3 separate regions of the Mus musculus genome follow, and all the other regions are linked to region 3. The links are chromatin contacts, found by POLR2A ChIA-PET in ENCODE. All regions are on one chromosome and are shown on one strand. Each heading gives the region's core, a stretch centred on a gene start or an enhancer-like site at or near the end of the contact. The rest is flanking DNA. Distances are from core to core; before and after follow the strand shown.

Evidence for each region. ChIA-PET counts read pairs that join two places held with the same protein, here RNA polymerase II (POLR2A).
Region 1: POLR2A ChIA-PET joins it to region 3 with 12 read pairs in embryonic stem cell. The contact joins the promoter of Ipp here to the promoter of Pik3r3 in region 3. POLR2A ChIA-PET finds 5 or more read pairs at or near these places in 3 of 5 experiments (Patski and embryonic stem cell).
Region 2: POLR2A ChIA-PET joins it to region 3 with 19 read pairs in embryonic stem cell. The contact joins the promoter of Prdx1 here to the promoter of Pik3r3 in region 3. POLR2A ChIA-PET finds 5 or more read pairs at or near these places in 4 of 5 experiments (Patski and embryonic stem cell).

Annotation. Positions count from the first base shown.
Region 1 is chr4:116,506,144-116,508,843 of GRCm38, reverse strand. It overlaps Ipp (IAP promoted placental gene), which reads right to left and starts at 1,295. Exons shown (of 9, transcript NM_008389.3): 1 at 1,194-1,295.
Region 2 is chr4:116,684,293-116,686,992 of GRCm38, reverse strand. Prdx1 (peroxiredoxin 1) reads right to left here and starts at 1,394. Exons shown (of 6, transcript NM_011034.4): 1 at 1,333-1,394. AV051173 (expressed sequence AV051173) reads left to right here and starts at 971. Exons shown (of 3, transcript NR_040442.1): 1 at 971-1,056; 2 at 1,155-1,348; 3 at 1,685-2,031.
Region 3 is chr4:116,220,226-116,222,925 of GRCm38, reverse strand. It overlaps Pik3r3 (phosphoinositide-3-kinase regulatory subunit 3), which reads right to left and starts at 1,318. Exons shown (of 10, transcript NM_181585.6): 1 at 513-1,318. The coding sequence starts at 618.

The sequences.
Region 1 (2,700 bases), core at 46-2,545, 290 kb before region 3:
AAAAATTCAGTATATAGCATTCAGTCAAAATTATCAGTAAAAATGATCTGAAGGTGGGTGTGGTGGTGCAGAGGCAGGCAGATCTCTTAGCTCCAAGCCAGCCAAGACTGCATAGTAAGACCTTGTCATAATAATAATCTGATAATCATGACTATATAGACACTAATTTTGGGAGTTTTAAAGGAAGCCGCTAAAATTTACTTCAGCATGCACACAATGCATCTTACAAACAAGTGGCACATAAATACAATCTATTTCCCTCTATGTGGAAATTCGACCTATAGATGTTATTATACATGGCGTGGCTGTCAGACTTGTTGCTGCTCTGTATTCTCCCTGGCAGCAGATTCTGAACCCTCGCGGTGTGATTCTAGGCTACCTCCATTTCTCTCTTACTCAAGGTATTAAAGCACAGCCACAAGTCAAATGCCTCCTGTTACAACAAACAATTCACTTAATATTCACTTTGACAGTAGAGAGCCAGAATGTTTGTTGTCATCCTTCTCAGTAAATGTTGATGGCATTCCACTGCCAGTGGAGCACCTCATCCTAAACTGTGGCTTGGGAAATGCTTGTTCGTACAAACATGAAAAGTGAAGACCTGGGATTAGTGCATAGGGAGCTAAGAACTATGCTTCCATACAGTTTACTGGCTAACGATGGAGATAATCGGAGGGACTAAAGAGGACCTATGCTTTGATGGCCTGGATTTCCCGCTGAAGAGCATCTGAAAGTTAATTCAGTTAGAGGGCCAGAGCTCCAGCTGAGCATCAAAACAACTGAGACTCTTTGTGCTTGAGTTGGAGGCTGTAACTAGAACTCTGCCTAAACTGGTAGACACTAGAGGAAGAAAACCAACTCTGTGCTACTGACAGCGCGAGCCGGTAAGGAATTTCAGACTGGAGCCGGTAAGGAATTTCAGACTGGAGCCGGCAGAAGTCAGGGACAGGGTCCGGCCTTCGGTTTCCCCAGTGGGTGCTGGGAGAGCAGAGGCCAAGGCGCCGTGAGACTGGGAAGCTCCGGGACGCTAAAAACACACGGACGGTCAGAGCGCCTCCGGAGGCGACAGGACGAAAGCGGAGGAACGGTGCGTTCCAAAGCTCCAATCACTCGCTCTTCCCGGTCTGGAGAGCTGGACATGAGGAAGTTCCCAACCCTGTGAGAAACACAGACCGCACGCAGGCCTCGCTTACCCGCCGCGTCCCTTCCCGCCGGCGCCCTCCGGTGCTCTGCGCGCGCAGGCAGGCAGCGGAGGGGGCGGGGACAGTCTTTGGTGACAGGTGACTGCGAGTGCTGAAGGCGCAGCTTCGGCGCTGATGCGGGAACCTTCTACTGCGCGTGCTCCGCTTCTGGCCCCGCCTCCTCACAGCCACCGGCGTCGCTGGGTAAACCTGGGTAGCCGCTTGCTGGCCGCGGAGGCAGGTTCTTAAAAACCTCTCCCCTGCCTTGGGCTAGTGGACTTCCCTATTCCGCTCCATGCACATCTTCAATTCTTCAAGTGTCCCAGGCCAGGTACTGATCTCAGCGTCGAGGAAAATCACGTGCACCGTGCTTCTCTACCACCTTCCTTAGATCATTTCCTGAACCTCAATTTTGATACACTCCTGCCTACTTTGAAGTCAAGAATCAAAATGCCCACTTCTTTTTCAGTGTAGAGCATCATAATGTGTCCTGGTGCATTAGCAACGTCCAAACTTTTTTATAGTCTCCCCGCCCCACCCCAGGGTTTTCCGTGTAGGCCTAGCTGTCCTACAACTCACTCTGTAGACCAGGCTGGCCTCGAATTTAGAGATACACCTGCCGCTGCTTCCCAATTCTGGGATTAAAGGTGTGCACCACCATGCCCGACTGAGATTTTATTTTTTAAATGTGTGCCTCTAACCATAGGTTTGTATATGTAAAGGCTGTGCCCATGAAGGTCAGAAGATGGTGGTAGTTCCCCCTGATGCTGGAATTACAGGCTGGGAACAGCTCAGGTCCTCCTTGAGGGAAGTGGACTCTTTGCCAGGAGTTGTGGTGCACATCTATCATCCCAGCACTGGGAAGGCAGAGACAGGAGGATTTCTGTTGTGTACCTGGCCAGTCCAGTCTACTTAGTGAATTTCAGGATAGCTGGGGCTATGTAGAGAGACCCTTTCTCAAAAATAACAAGTAGTGTGCTCTCTTAGCCACATCATCTCTCCAACCCTCAAACTTTATGTTCCTGACCCATAGTGTACAAAAATATTTTACATCAAACACATACCATGTATTTGCATATTCAGATGTATAGCTAAGACAAAAATTTCACAAGACTATGCTTACATTTACTCCACATCTTCAATTTCTACTTTACATTTCATTATGAAAAGTGCAAAAAAAAATCTGCAAAAAGTGGCAGAAATTTAGAAAAGAGTAAAAGGAATTACTGGACCCCTGTCTGGTGCAAGGCTCAGCAATCACTGACCAATACTGGAAGGCTAGTTCCATGAAGATTTTCTATTGACTAAGCTATTTTATGGTGGAAGAAAAAAAAGAGAGATGGCTCAAACGATTAAGAGCACTGGCTGCTCTTCTAGAGGAACTGGGTTAGTTCTCAGCAACTACACGGCAGCTCACACCAGTTCCAGAGGATCACACAGCCTCACACAGACATACAAGCAGGCAAAACACCAATGCTCATAAAATAAGAATAAAAATTTAGAGGGCTGCCGAGATGGC
Region 2 (2,700 bases), core at 145-2,644, 460 kb before region 3:
TAGTAACCGTGTCTTAAAACGTTCTTTAGGTTTAACCCAGGGACAGTGGAGCATCATCCCAGCACTCTGCATGCTGAGGGAGGAGGATACTGAACCGAGGGAACACTTGTCTCAATTTCTGTATGAGGGAGGTTACGCAGGTTAAGGTAATTGCTATCTGATGACCGTAGTTCCATCTCCAGAATGCCCATAAGGATGGAAAGCCGACTTCTACAAGGTTCACACACACAAATGTTTAAAAGAAAAAAACTTGGGATGTGTAATCTCAACACTTGGGAAGTAGAAGCTTAAGATTCAGGAGTTCAAGGCTAGCCAAATTAGAGGCCAACCTATTTCCAAGATACTCTAAGAAAAATACAAAAAGAGTCAATGTACTGCTAAGAAACCGATTTCTGCACTATCGACCCAGGTCAACACCAAGACAAATAAATTGTTAAGATGTACAACATTAGGAGCTTCAGCGATGGCGCAACAATTTAAGAGCCTACACTGCTCCTTTCCGGAAAAGTCCTGGTTCAGATTCCTCCACCCACTTAGGATGGGTTCACAACCACCTGTAACTAGCTCGGGGGGGGGGGGGTGTTTACCACACAGGTAGACATACACATTAAAAAAAAACCCACAATCTAAAAGAAAATTTACGCCTCTCAGTATGAGTGCAAGTTGGAATCCAAGTTCCAAATTTCTTGGTTCATAATACCAATAACCAAAAGAAACGCCAAGAAAAAAAGCATCTTTCATCGCAAACTTTAAAAAACTTTTAACTGTTTTTTTTCAGGGACATGCTGCACCTGCAGCATAGCAACTACCTATCTGGTGTGCCCCCTAACATAAACCATCTTTTAATCAAACTTGCTTTGCAACGTGGCCCAGCATTTCCAAACTCAACCAATCCCGGAAAAGCGACTTCCGGCCGCTGAGAAGTCTCCGTAGGAATCGGACTAGAACGCCGGAGAAGGTCACGCCCCAAGCTCGCTGGAGGTTACGTTCCTACCACTCACGCCATCACCCACTATAGCACATCAGAAAACACAACGACACAGCCCAGTGCGCGCGGTAAGTTCCAGCACAAACTCGTCCCACCAAGCCATCTCCGCCCTCTATCGGTGAGCGGGAGAGGAGGAAACTGAACGTTAGCCTCAGGGTTCCAACAGGTCCGGGAACTAAGCGCCACGTGAAGAATGCGAGTAGAGCTCCAGCACTCGCGGGACCAGGCCTCGCCCTGCCGCTTCAGCCCGTGATCGCCCGGGACGAGCCGGGACCGGCCAGAGGGAGAAGGAACCAGTGATGGGCGCGAGCCGCGTTTCTCAGCGGCGATACCCGCACACTCACCAGGGTCGAGCCACAGGTCTCACAAACAGAAAGAGCCGTGAGAACGCAGGAAGAGGTCGCCCGACAGCGCGCGCGGGGAGCTGCTTTTATAGCCTACAAAGTTCTCGCGAGATTCTCACGGGCCGGGGGTGCGGGAAGAGGGGGACCTGGCTGAGCCCCGCCCCACCCTGGCCGGCCTACGGGGGATGACTCAGCGCTTTCCCTGGATGGGCCTGGAGTGGAGGGGGTCTCCAGGGGGAAACGCTCACACTTTCAGTGATGCTGTTCCCAGAGGTAGAAAAGCACTGCCCTTTGAGTCATTTCCTCGTTTAATCGGGGTACCCGGGTAATCCGTGCCTCTCTTTATTCCCAGGACCACTGTGTGCTGTGCAATCAAGACCCAAACTAGAAGAAGGGTCTGTTTTACTGCTCTTGGAAGGCCACGTCTAAAATTAAACCACGTTCAGGGGAAACTGTGCACCCAAATATTTCTCAGTCGCACCCCAGCCTCACAAACCTATTCTAGGGCTGGAAAAGCTGGCTCAGCCGTTATAAGCCCTGGCTGCACTACCAGAGGACCCAGCCTCAATTTCCAGCACCCACATGGCAGCTCATAACTGTGTAGATCCAGTTCTAGAGGATCCAACACCCTCACACATACATGCAAGCAAAACACCAATGCACAGAAAATGAAAAGAAATAAATCGTTAAGAACAAAAACAAAACTCCTGTTCTAGTCTGGTCCTCATTAACCCTCACCACTGAGGGCAGCCTCCATTGGTCTCTGATTACTGGATACTGCTTTTCTGTTTCACACCCATTTCTTGCATTATTCTTAAATCTTTCTGAATCTCAGCCTGTCACTAAACTGATTTGTGGTTTTAAAAACTGGGGCTCTGTGGTCAATTTCCTGAGTTAAAAGTCACTGTTCCAAGCCAGGCAGTGATGGCACATCTTCTTAGCACTCTAGAGGCAGAGACTAATGGAGCTCTGAGTTCGAGGCCAGCCTGGTCTCAATTCAATGCGAGTTCCAGGAAAGCCAGAGCTACACAGAGAAATCCTGCCTCCAAAAAAAAAAAAAAAAAAAAAGTCAAGAGAGTTAAAGAGGGGTCAGGCTTGATGGCCAGCACTGGGAAGGTAGAGGCAAGAGAACCTCTGTGTTTTTTAGTCCATCCTGGTCTACATAGCAAGTTCCAGGACAGCAAGGACAACATAGAGACCTTGGGGGAGGGGAGGGGAAGCCGGATAGATACAAAGCTCAGAGTTCCCATTTCATATCACATGCTTTGTGTGATTTAGGAACCCAGAGATGGATATAATCCAAACTTTACCCTCTAGAAAGTCATGCTATAAGGATGGGGCAGACATGGAAACACAACAGTTAGAAGA
Region 3 (2,700 bases), core at 69-2,568:
TATGAGAGAAGCACGGAGTCTCAAAATGAATAATCACAAAGGCAACTCAGTTTCTAAAGTTAACCAAGGTAAAATAACAACGAACCATAGCAGATAACTGCACTAAAGTATAAGCTTTAAGGAATCGCCACAAAGGGAAATTCTTCAAGCATGGATTATAATACATCCCTTGCCAGCAGAAATCTTGATTAAAAAAAAAAAAAAAAGTGGAGGGCCGTCAAAACCCTGAATGACATGCAAAGGCCAAACCAAAACGGGTCTTTCCTCCCACTCCAGTCCCCCCGCCCCCACCCCCTCAGGACAATGGGATCAGGGTCCTAACTGCAAACTTTAAAGGTGTAAGCCAGAGCAGTTTTACTGCAGCTATAACTGCAATCTACCCCTCATCCCGAACCTGGCGCACCCAAGAATACTTCTGGCCTGAAAACGTCACCGGGGTTTTGTTAAGCACAAATCAGACCCATCCAAAAATTTTAAAAAATAATAAAAATAACAAGTTTGCTCTCAAATACCTGGAGGATCCATTTCAATATAAAATATCAGTTCTGTCGAATAGGGCATCATCACCTCCCTCCAGTCTGCGTCATCGCGGTCCATACTCCACACCGTATTGTACATCGCGCTGTCAGGGGCAGGTCGTCGGGAAATATATAAAAAGCATATATATCTTTTATCTGATATTTAAAATCTAAATATATATTTGCAAAAGTTCCACACGGAAATGTACTTGGGGGTTTCCAACGGCCAGTACAAGTCCAGCCAAACTACTAGGATGAGGACAAGGTCCTCCTCTTCTCTCCTCCTAAAGCACCCAACAAAATACCCCGAACTTTCAAGCTACGGGGTTTTTACCTCAGAGGGTTACAGGGAAGCTCGGAAAGCAAAGAGCAGTGGTGTTAAAAAGCAGCTTCCCGAAAATCCTTCCTACACAATCGCTCTCCAAAGGGAAAAGCTCCCACCGCCTCCTAATCTTTCAGCGGAAGCCACTTTTGTGTCCTTCGGAGAAGAGAGAATGGAGAGGAAGGGGGAAAAAAGAACGCGTTGGGAGAAAGCTGGGGAAGTGACAAAGGCTTGAAAAGGGGGTTTGCGTTCAAGTTTCGGGGTCCCACTGGTCTGCGGAGAGCGATTCCCTCTGGGATTGGGACTCGGGCTCTATTCGCGTCAGGCTGGGAACCCAAGCTTCCGCAGCTTCGGGATGGCGACCCCTTGGAGAGTCCAGTCAGCTCGACTGTGCCCGAGTAGTAAAGGTAACCACGACAGCGCCGGCTCCCCTCACGCTCTGCCCTGGCTCCAACCACTAGAGTTTCATTTTAACTGCGCTGAGGGGACCTCCTCCCCCGCCCTCCCCCCTTGCCACCCCCGCTGAGGCGCCAACCAACCGGGCAGGACAGGAGGAAGAGCCGGTAGCTCGACTGTCCTTTCCACTCCTTTGCACCTTAACTGCAAAGATTGTCAAGTGCCTAAGAAATGAAGACTGCCACCACCCTCCGCTTCGACTTTTAACTCTCCCCGTCAGCCTGCGAGACTCGACACTTTAATCAGACTTTGCCATTACCCCCTAGCCTCGCTCAGAATGGTACAGTCCGGGCGCTGGCCGCTCGCCAGGAGTCGGAGCCGGGCGCACGCGAGCTCCTCCAAGAGTGGGGGGCGGATGGTGATTGGCTGAGCCCGGTTGCCGGAGCCCGAGCCTGCGTCTTTTGTCTGCCCTGCTCCAGCTGAGGAGCGGAGACGGCTGCGCGCCCCAAGCGAGCCAATCAGGAGATAGCCGGCGCCGGCCGGTAAGGCGGCGATTGGTCGGACCTCAGTTACTAAGCGGGACAAAGGCAGAGGGGAAAAGAAAAGAGGAGGAAGAAGAGGGGGTGTGGAGAAAGAAAGAAGGCGCAAACGGCGGTTACTGACAGGCTGGGCGAGCGCTCGGGGGCTCAAGCTGCCCGGAGACTGGCGGGGCTTCCCGCTGTGGCTCGGTCCTCCCGGACGAGTGACGAGGGGGAGAACGGGCTGGCGCGAGACTCTTCTGCCTGGAGACTAGCTGCGGGGGGAGGGGAGCGGCGGCAGCGGGGCGTGCTGTCACTTGGCGGGGCGCACACTCTTCTGCTCCATTGGAAGTCTCTGGGCAGAGTTCCTCCTCACAAACCTCTTCACCTTGCTGCGTTCGCCCTCCCCTACCCCGGTGTTAAATCATCAGATACAGCAAAGGTCGCCAAGCCCACTTGCAGGACTCTCTGTCCAGACAAGATCCCCATCGTCCCCCACCCCACCCCCCCCACACACACACTCCCTGAGGGTACCTGAACCTTGAATGTTCCTTGGGGAGTCATCCCCCCCCCCCCCCGCTACTCCGCTTCACACTGAAGGACTTTAGAACCCATAGTTACGCTCAAGCAAAGAGTGAGGCATCTCATCGAGCCCTCCAGTTCTAGTACTCAAATCAGAAAATAAAGAAATAAGAATTAAATAGATTTTTTAAATTACAGTGTCTGTGTGTTTTCTGTGGTAAGTCACAGGTGTTGCATTCCCCTACCAAAAAGGCGCTTTTCTGTTTCCCACTTCCTAACACACAGGTCCCTCCTTCCAAGCTTAAAGTTCTGAGACTTGCTTCAGAAAAAATGCTGAACATTTTCATGCATTTCAGAAACAGCTAATTAACTTGCTGGGGAACCCTGAATAGCTAACCTGTGCCTAGAATTGCCATCCTGCCAT